2 separate regions of the Homo sapiens genome follow, and region 1 is linked to region 2. The links are chromatin contacts, found by Hi-C or POLR2A ChIA-PET in ENCODE. All regions are on one chromosome and are shown on one strand. The core of a region is the stretch at or near the end of the contact, and the rest is flanking DNA. Distances in the headings are between cores, read along the strand shown. Region 1 overlaps ARHGEF10L (Rho guanine nucleotide exchange factor 10 like). Region 2 has its middle 11 kb from the start of ARHGEF10L.

What was found. Hi-C counts contacts between places; a loop is a spot of excess contacts on that map. ChIA-PET counts read pairs that join two places held with the same protein, here RNA polymerase II (POLR2A). Pooled maps may share reads with other maps.
Region 1: a loop to region 2 is called in a map of vagina, with 7 times the contacts of the local background. The contact joins two enhancer-like sites. A Hi-C loop is called at or near these places in 12 of 168 maps with a recorded cell type or tissue (HCT116, PC-9, aorta and 9 more), 1 of 37 single-sample maps with no recorded cell type and 13 of 50 pooled maps. POLR2A ChIA-PET finds 5 or more read pairs at or near these places in 12 of 52 experiments (A549, AG04449, B cell and 7 more).

What each region holds. Positions count from the first base shown.
Region 1 is chr1:17,568,037-17,572,774 of GRCh38, reverse strand. All of the region lies in intron 1 of ARHGEF10L (Rho guanine nucleotide exchange factor 10 like), which reads right to left. Among named protein-coding and RNA genes, the nearest start is that of ARHGEF10L, 31 kb to the right of the region's middle. RefSeq lists enhancers at 1,737-2,253, 2,770-3,286, 3,287-3,581, 3,803-4,319. Within about 2 kb of position 3,417, at least 28 of the 41 ENCODE cell types and tissues checked have a DNase peak (open chromatin) inside an H3K27ac peak, as active enhancers do; they include prostate gland and transverse colon, where a contact is called at or near this core.
Region 2 is chr1:17,526,197-17,530,463 of GRCh38, reverse strand. It overlaps a transcript of ARHGEF10L not described here. Among named protein-coding and RNA genes, the nearest start is that of ARHGEF10L, 11 kb to the left of the region's middle. Within about 2 kb of position 2,688, at least 8 of the 41 ENCODE cell types and tissues checked have a DNase peak (open chromatin) inside an H3K27ac peak, as active enhancers do; they include prostate gland and transverse colon, where a contact is called at or near this core.

The DNA of each region.
Region 1 (4,738 bases), core at 2,168-4,667, 42 kb before region 2:
TCAGCCAACTTCTCACTGCGCACCTACTGCCTGCCAGGCCCCAGCTTGGCACTGGGGACAAAGAAACAAAAGAGAGTTCCGGGTTCCTGTCCTCAGGCAGCAGCCACAGGAGGCCAGCGGGTACATACCCAAGGCAGGGGAGGGCACAGTGCCCCACTTCCAGATCAGAGCCAGGGCAGGGGCTAGGGGATCAGGCGTGTTCTGATCCTGGCTCCACCACTGGCTTAGGCTTCTTAGACTCACTTAGCTTTGTAAGTAAAAGGGGGGAGTGTGCAAGGAGGTGAGGCTCTCTCCAGTTCAGATGAGGAAGAAGTAAGGTAATAAACTTGGCCCAGCCCTGGGCAGGAACTCACCTAAAGCACAACAGAGGGACAGCAGGAAGGGGCCCGCACCACGCTCTCCATCGGTCACAGGTGGGAGCTAACCCACAGCTAAACTCTCCATGCCTGCAGAGTTTTCTACCCTGATATTCCCACAAGGCCCCATGGAGCAGGGGGCTGAGGAGGGCGTCCCGGGCTCCCAAAATGGACCCAGTACAAGGCGTTCTCCTCTGCCGGTGCCCTGGTGGTCTCTCCCAGGCCGCACCCTCCCACATCGGGTGGACTGACCCCCGCAAGCAAAGAATTCGGGCTGGGTCAGGGAGATGGTTGCGCACAGCTGGATCTCAGAATTGCTGCCCATCCATGGCCCCTGCCTTTCTGAGCGGAATTACCTGCAGGGGTCCCCTGCCCATCCCATCACTGGTCCACAGGTCTGCAGATGGGCAACTGGAGGAGCCCCCCCAAACTGGCCTCTGAGCTGATGCCAGAAATGAGATGGGGTAAGGAGGGAAGGGAGGAGTCTTTTGCATGGTACAAGGACGTCTTTCTAGGGTAGAAGCCGAGGCCACCAAGAGACGCAGCTCCTCTCTACTGGATCCTTCCCAGCAAATAGAAATATGTGGCCAGACATGGTGGTTCATGCCTATAATCCCAGCACTTTGGGAGGCCAAGGCTGGTGGATCACTTGAGCTCAGAGGTCCAAGACCAGCCTGGTCAAGGTGGTGAAACCCTATCTCTACTAAAAATACAAAAATTAGCCGGGAGTGGTGACGGGCACCTGTAATCCCAGTTACTCGGGAGGCTGAGGCAGGAGAATCACTTGAACCCAGGAGGCAGAGGTTGCAGTGAGCCAAGATCGCACTACTGCACTCCAGCTGGGGTGACAGAACAAGACTCCATCTCAAAAAAGTCATAATAAATAAATGAATAAATACGCTGCATTACTGCTCATCTGATCCCATACCCTCTCCACCCACTACCCCATTTCTCTGCTCCCCTTTACAAGACTTCCCCGAGGAGTGCCCATGCTCCGTCTCCTGTCCCTGTCTCCTATTCTGTGCTGAGCTACCTATTCCCAACCAAGTGTGTGCCCACCGCTTTGCCAGCCAGCTCACGAGGTCACCTGCGGCCTCCACTACACCGGTTCTGATGGACCAGGATGGGGAGAGAGGAGCATCTCGGTCCCCATTCTGCCTGACCTGCCAGCTGCTCCCTTCTTTCACGTCTCGCTCCAGCTCCCCTTCCTCCGCTCCTCCTTCCTCCCTCCAGGTTGGCAGTTCCCAGGTTCAGGCTACACCGCGGCTCCTCCCTGGGCCACCTGGGTCACCTGGCTCACTTCGTGGGTCCTAAGCCATGGCCATAGTGATGCCTCCAGCCTGTCCTGCCCTTGAACTCCAGGCTCTGCCCCTCTGCCTGCTCTGTGTCTTCACTCAGTGATTGATCGGGCATCTCAGCCTTAACGTGCCCATACCCACCTCCTGATCACCATGCTGCCAGAACAAAGAACCCTGCTCCTCCCAGTCTTCCCATCCCGCTTGCTAGCACCATCCCACCAGCTGCTAAGGCCAAAACCTTGGAGTCATCCTTGACACCTCTGTCTCACACCCAGGGCCCACCCTTCAGCAAACCTGCTGGCTCTACCTTCAACATACGCCCAGAATCCGAGCGCATCTCACCCCCTCCACAGTACCACCATGGCCCAAACCACCATCATCTCTCACCTGGGCTATTCAAAACGCCTCCTGACCAGTCCCTCTGCTCTCACCTCTACCCCTGCCCTGACATGTTGTTCTCAGCACAGCGGCCAAGTTCATCCTCCGCTCAGAGCCTGGAATGTTTTCTCACCTCATTTAAGGAAGACCCAAGCCCTCATCTTGATCTCTGAGGCCCCACGTGTCAGAGCCCCCACAACCCCCCCGACTTCATGTCCTACCTCTCTCCACACAGCTCACTCTAGTCACCACCACCTTCCAGCTCCCTGAATGCCCCAAGCATGTTTCTGCCTCAGGGCCTTTGCACTTGCTGTTCCCACTGCCTGAAATGCTGTTCCCCCAGATACCCACACACTGCTGCCCTCACCTTCAGGGCTCTGCTCCAAGGTCGCTGTATCAGAGGCCTTCTCCTGACAGCCCACACACATGCCCTGACCCAGTGTCCCCATCCTCACAGGATTTAACACCTCTGGCAACTACAAATTTTAGTTATTTATCAGTTTCCTCCTATGAGAATGTGGACTCCATGAAGGCAGGACTGTGACCACTGTTCACCGCTCTTATCTGCACCCATGGCACAGGCCTGACACACAGGCGACCCAAGGCACAGTTGCCAAAGGAATGCAGAAATCCCTCGTCCCAAGTCGGGCCCCTGGGGAGGAGGCGGCCACAGCTGGGCCCCTCCCTTCTGAAACCAGCCTGCACCCAGGACAGCTCCTCCCCAGTAAGGTTCACAAACAGATTCACAGCCAAGTTGCAAAGGGGCAGTTCCCCAAAACCAGAGTGGAAAGAGGTCTGGGGCTGATGCCAGGAAATGGTCAGAAGGGGAGGAGTGGGACAGGGCCAGAGGAGGACTTGGACTATTTTTAAAAACTCTCTCCCAAAAAGACCACATTCTTCCTCTGATGAGTCAGAAGCATGTGGCCGGCAAAGGGGACAGGATCCGCGAGCCTCCGCGGCTGCCACCGTCACCAGGCAGGCACATACCCCAGCCTTTCCCACGGGGCAGGTGTGAGACCCTGGCGTCTATTCAGTTTCCCAGGGAAGGAGCAAGGCTGGGCACCGGTGTCCCAGGTTGGCAGGCCACAGAGAGCAAACCAGGCCTCCCTTTCAAAGCCCACAGGGTCCCATCTGGCTCCAAGCTCTTTCTTCAGGCCCAATCTCTGTCTGGCAGGGAGGGGCCTGTTCACTCTGTCCCACGAGGGAGCTCTGGGCAGGAAAGAAACAGCCTTTGCAAAGCTTAGAGCTAAAAACAGCTCAACCCACCCAACAACGGCAGGGCAAGCAGGCCAGCAGCATCTGAGGTCTCCTGAAATGCAAGCCCAGCATGGAGCCCCAGGACCCCCGGGGGCCCTCAGCCACACAGCCCAGGATAGCTCTGGCTGAATTCAGAGCAGCCAGCACTTATGATTCAAACCACACCCCTCAGTGATGTGCTGTCCTCCCCAGATAAGGGTGTGAGTGCAGTTCCAGCTGTTCTGGGGCACCTCTGGCGGGAGTTGGCTCTGAGCACTGCTCCAGGCCAGGGGATGCCTGGTGCCTCCCCTAATCCTCCCACCAGTTCCTCCAGGGGCAGAGCCAACCCACGAATGGCAGGTACCTGACCCTGTTTTACAGAGGAGGAAACTGAGGCTCAGAGAGGGAGAGAGATTTGTTCAAAGCCAAGAATCTGATCAAAGGTGGATCCATGATTAGACCCAAGGTCTTTCAGCTGTGACTGGAAAGATCCATCAGGATCAGGCCAATGGGTCCATCCCACTCCCTTGCAATTAACTTCACAATCTGAGAAGATGCGGACTGGGGCTGTGGGAAGGGGACAGGGAAGACTGGGCTGGAGGTGTTGGGGGAGGGAGAGCAGGGAGGGATGGCTTCAATCATTAAAAGGATTTGCCCTGAGTCCTGTTGTCCTGAGTTGAAGTCAAATCCGGGACCAGGATCCCCCAAGAGAACTGTTCCCAAACACCCGTCCTCTTTCCCTATCAGCTTTAACAAGAGCTGAACTGCTGCTGACCAACCCTGTGGTGCGACTTACGAGGAACCAGACAATGCGGATGCCGCCCACAGCCTGGTCCTAAACTCCCCCTAGTATTCCTTCTGCCTTGGCATGGAAGCCACACTGGGTGTAATGAGCTTCAAGCACCCCCCGACATCCTGCAGGCAGAGACACCACTGCTTGCCCAGTGAAAAATGGGACCACTCTACTCCAGGTCATTTCTGCTCTGAAGCAATCTCTGGTCCTGCCAGTGTGCCCCCCAGGTTCCCCTTTTTGCCATGTCACCATCATGCCCTGGGTAGGGATTTTTAGGAGACTGAGCTCTGTGCTCGATCCCAGCTGAGGCCAGCTGTGACACAGATGCCATCCACTGCTCCGATCCCTGGTTTCCTCTTCCATACAATGACAACTATAAGAATCACCATGCACAGGGCTGTTCTAATGATTAAATGAGATAATAATTCTCAGAAAGTGCTTCACTGAGAGCCTGGAACACAGTAAGTGCTCAATAAATGTTTGTTGAATGAATAAATGACTGCCTCCTGCTAAATGAACAGCAGCACCGGCCTACAAGAAGGGGTGGTGTCCCAGGCTAGAGCTGAAGGGTCCCAGAGCTCCCCGTCACTGCCCTCCAGGAAGGCACTGCCTGCCTGGATGGTGAAGGCAAGGCTTAGGAGGCAGCCCCTCTAGCAGCATCTGACCATGCAGTACCT
Region 2 (4,267 bases), core at 1,439-3,938:
GCTAACCTCACCCCCTGCACCATCTCCTATCTACACAACAACCCTCAATGTTGATATTGCAATTCCTATTCTGCAGATGAGGAAACTGAGGCTCAGAAAGGGAAAATGTCTTACCCATTGTCCCACAGAGCTGATTAAGTGGGGGTGCCAGGGTTTGAACCCTCTTCTCTCTGGTTCCAGAACCACTGTTCCTTACAGGTAAGCCAGCATGATAGTTAGACCAAACCATCCCAATAGAGACTTGGCATGCATTCAACAAACATCCCAGGTGCCTAGGGTGTGCCCAGCACCATTCCAGGAGCTGCCAGTAAAGGAAACAAGACTGCTGTGTGGCCAGGTGCGGTGGCTCACATCTGTAATCTCAGCACTTTGGAATGCCGAAGTGAGTGGATCACCTGAGGTCAGGAGTTCAAGACCAGCCTGGCCAACATGGTGAAACCCCATCTCTACTAAAAATACAAAAATTAGCCGGGCATGGTGGCAGGCGCCTGTAGTCCCAGCTACTCGGGAGCCTGAGGCAGGAGAATTGCTTGAACCTGGGAGGTGGAGGTCACAGTGAGCCGAGATCGTCACACTGCACTCCAGCCTAGGCAACAAGAGCAAGATTGCGTCTCAAAAAAAAAAAAAAAAAAAAAAAAAGACTGATGTGTTCCTGGCCCCATGGCCCCATAAGCCCCATGGGAGGTTACCAGGGACCCCCTGATCATTCCTGGCTGCTCTGCTTAGAGCTCCACCTATAGCTGCCTCCTGTCATCCTCCAGTGCCACCCACCTCCTCTGAGCTCCCAGGAACTTCCCAGATAGCCTGCCCCAGCCCCTGCAAAGGCAGTTCACAGCTTGTCATTCATGGGTCATTTTGCCCTCAGATGCTTCTCAACCAGCTCCTAACTGGGCAAACCAGATAGGCAGCTGTGGTGGCCCAGGCTTCCCTGAAGAACCCCTTAGACCCAGCCCAGAAGGCATGGCTAGCATCCACAGCACCTGTGTGGAGGTGATTTGCTCATAGCCCTCCCCACCCTGAGAAGCTGGCTTGGGGTCTGCCCTATGTCACCATCCCCTCTACTGTCTGTGGCTGCCAAGGACAAGCCAACTTCCCAGAACAACCCATGGATACATCTGGTTAACTAGTTAATGCCGGACACTGTGTTAAATGATCTTAATTGGCCGGATGTGGTGACTCGTGCCTGTAAACCCAGCACATTGGGAGGCCGAGGAAGGTGGATCACTTGAGGTCAGGAGTTCAAGACTAGCCTGGCCAACATGGTGAAACCCTGTTTCTACTAAAAATACAAAAATTAGCTGGGTGTGGTGGTGCATGCCTGTAGTCCTAGCTACTTGGGAGGCTGAGGCAGGAGATCGCTTGAACCCAGGAGGTAGAGGTTGCAGTGAGCCAAGATCACGCCACTGTACTCCAGCCTGGGCAACAGAGGGAGACTCCATCTCAAAAAACAAAACAAAACAAAATGATCTTAATCATCATCATCTATATCACCATCCTCACAACCATCATCATCAACATGGCTAACATTTATTGAGCATTTGCTACACGACAAGACCTGAGCCAGCCCTTTACCGTATTATCCCATGGAAACACAATAATCCCATGAAGTAAGTACTGGAACCATCCCATGCAACAGATGAGCACACTGATAAGCACACGTTAAGCCTAGCACCAAGTACTATAGTGCTTGTTAAATTGTCTGTTACCCCTGCTATACTATTATCCCCCGAGGGCAGGATCATGTATCCAGTGCACAGAGTTGTGTCTCCAGAATGCAGTGTCTGGCACAGAAGAGGAATTCAATAAACAGTCTTCAGATGAATGAATGGATGGAGGATGGATGGATGGATGAAAATTATGGGTGGTGGACAAATGGATGGATGGAGGATGGATGGCTGGATGGATGGATGGATGGATGGGTGGATGGATGAATACAACTGAAAACCAAAAGGAGGCCGAGCACAGCGGTTCATGCCTATAACACTTTAAGAGGTCGAGGTGGGAGGATCACTTGGGCCCAGGAGTTCAAGACCAGCCTGGGCAACACAGTGAGACCCTGTCTCTACAAAAAGTAAAAATAAATTATACAGGCATAGTGGTGTATGCCTGTGGTCCCAGCTACTTGGGAGGCTAAAGTGGGAGGATCACTTGAGCCCAGGAGTTCAGTGAGCTGTGATCATGCCACTGTACTCCAGCCTGGGGGACAGAGCAAGACTCTGTTTCAAATAAATAAATAAACAAATAAAGAAAGAAAATAATTATCTTAATGAATTTTTTCAAAGTAAAGAAAACCAAGAGGAAAAGGGACAGGCGCAGTGGCTCACACCTACAATCCTAGCATTTTGGGAGACCAAGGCAGGTGGATCACTTGAGTCCAGGAGTTTGAGACCAACATGGCAAAACCTCATCTCTACTAAAAATACAAAAATTAGCCAGGTATGGTGGCTCATGCCTGTGGTCCCAGCCACTCAGGAGACTGAGGCAGGAGAATCGCTTGAACCCAGGAGGCGGAGGTTGCAGTGAGCCAAGATCATGCCACTGCATTCCAGCTTGGGTGACAGAGTGAGACTCTATCTCAAAAAAAAAAAAAAAAGAAAAGAAAGAAAGAAAGAAAAGCAAGAGGAAAAGCACTAGAGGGCAATAACCCTCGCCTCCCAGTCACCTACCCCCTCAGTGAATAGGTCGGAAACTGGATGCAGTTTTTCTGCTAACTGGAAAATCCCCTGGCAAGGATTCCAGGCAAAGCAGAGAAGAGTATGTTGATGTTTCAGGCGTAGAAAAAAAAAAAGGAGTGTCTTGGGGGTGATGAACTTTGAGAGAGCTCAGTAAAGACAGCAGTGCACAGAGTCTGATCAAGCATTTTCCCAGAAGCCACCAGGGAATTTAACCTGCTCAATCCCAAACTACAGGTCTCTGGATCGGCTCCGGGTGAGGGGTACGGGTGGTGCCATAAAATGTCTCCAATGTAGTGAGCTCCCTGCCCTGTGGCTCCAGGGTGGGGCCTGGGAACAGAGCCGTGCCAGCCTCTCAAGTTCTGGTCGGAGTCAATCCCAACCCATTCCCTGGGTGCTGTCTCAGAATTGTGTGTGGAGCACCCGCCAGGAGGCTAGAGCTTTAGGGAGATTATTCTCTGGTGTATTAAAAGATCTCATGCTGACCTACAAATCCTCCGACCACATGAATTCTGATCAGCGGCGTCAGCCAGCCACCCGGTTCTGGGGTGAGATCAATGTGAAGCAGGTTGCCCCCTTCCCCCACCCCTGCATTCCCTGATCAGAGCCCAGGGTTTCTAGTTTCCTTTGGGAGAAGCAAGACTCAGAGATGAAACAAGTCGGTAGTCCCAGGAGAGCAGGCATGGAGGCCTGTGGCCCAGTTTTGTAGTTTCCAGAACAACTTTTCAAGAAAATGAAGAAGAGAAAAAGGCTAGAAAGCAGAGTGGGATCCCGGCCCCACTTAGAGACATCCGCCCGCCTGAATGGAACAAGTCATTGCCATCCAAGACAGCACAACGAGGCATCCTGCCATCCCTGAGCCTTGTCTTTTTTTTTTTTTTTCTTTTGGAGACAGGGTCTCACTCTCTTGTCCAGGCTGGAGTGCAGTGGTGTGATCTTGGCTCACTGTAAACTCTGCCTCACAGGCTCAAGCGATTCTCATGCTTCAGCCTCTAAGTAGCTGAGACTACAGGCATACACCACCATGTCTGACTAATTTTTCATATTTTCAGTAGAGACGGGGTTTCGCCATGTTGCCCAGGCTGGTCTCAAACTCCTGGGCTCAAGCAATCTGCCCACCTCGGCCTCCCCAAGTGCTGGGATTACAGGTGTGAGTGACTGTGCCCGGCCAGCCTTGTCTCTTTGTCAGAAACAGGGAGTTGGGGCAACCCTGGTGCCAAGATATGGCCTTCCTTTCATTGAGCATTTGCTGTGCACCAGGTTTAGTGATCTGCCTGGGATAACTCATAACCCTCTCAACACCTCAGTGAGACCAAGTGACTCATCCAAGTTCACACCATCAGAAGGGACAGAGCTGAGATCTGAACCCAACTCTGACCAAAAAGTCCAAATTTTTCCACTAATAAGGTGGAAAGGACTTAGGAGGCCTCTTCTCCCACAAACGTTGGCATCCCAGGTTTATTCCAAAAATTGGCCACACAGACTAGGGGCAGGTTTTTACAGAGATCACTCCAGTCTTGGCCAGTCCCCTGAATATCGGAAGCAATAAGAACCTCCCCTGCATTCCTGTGCTCCCTGGGCTTTGCAGCCACACA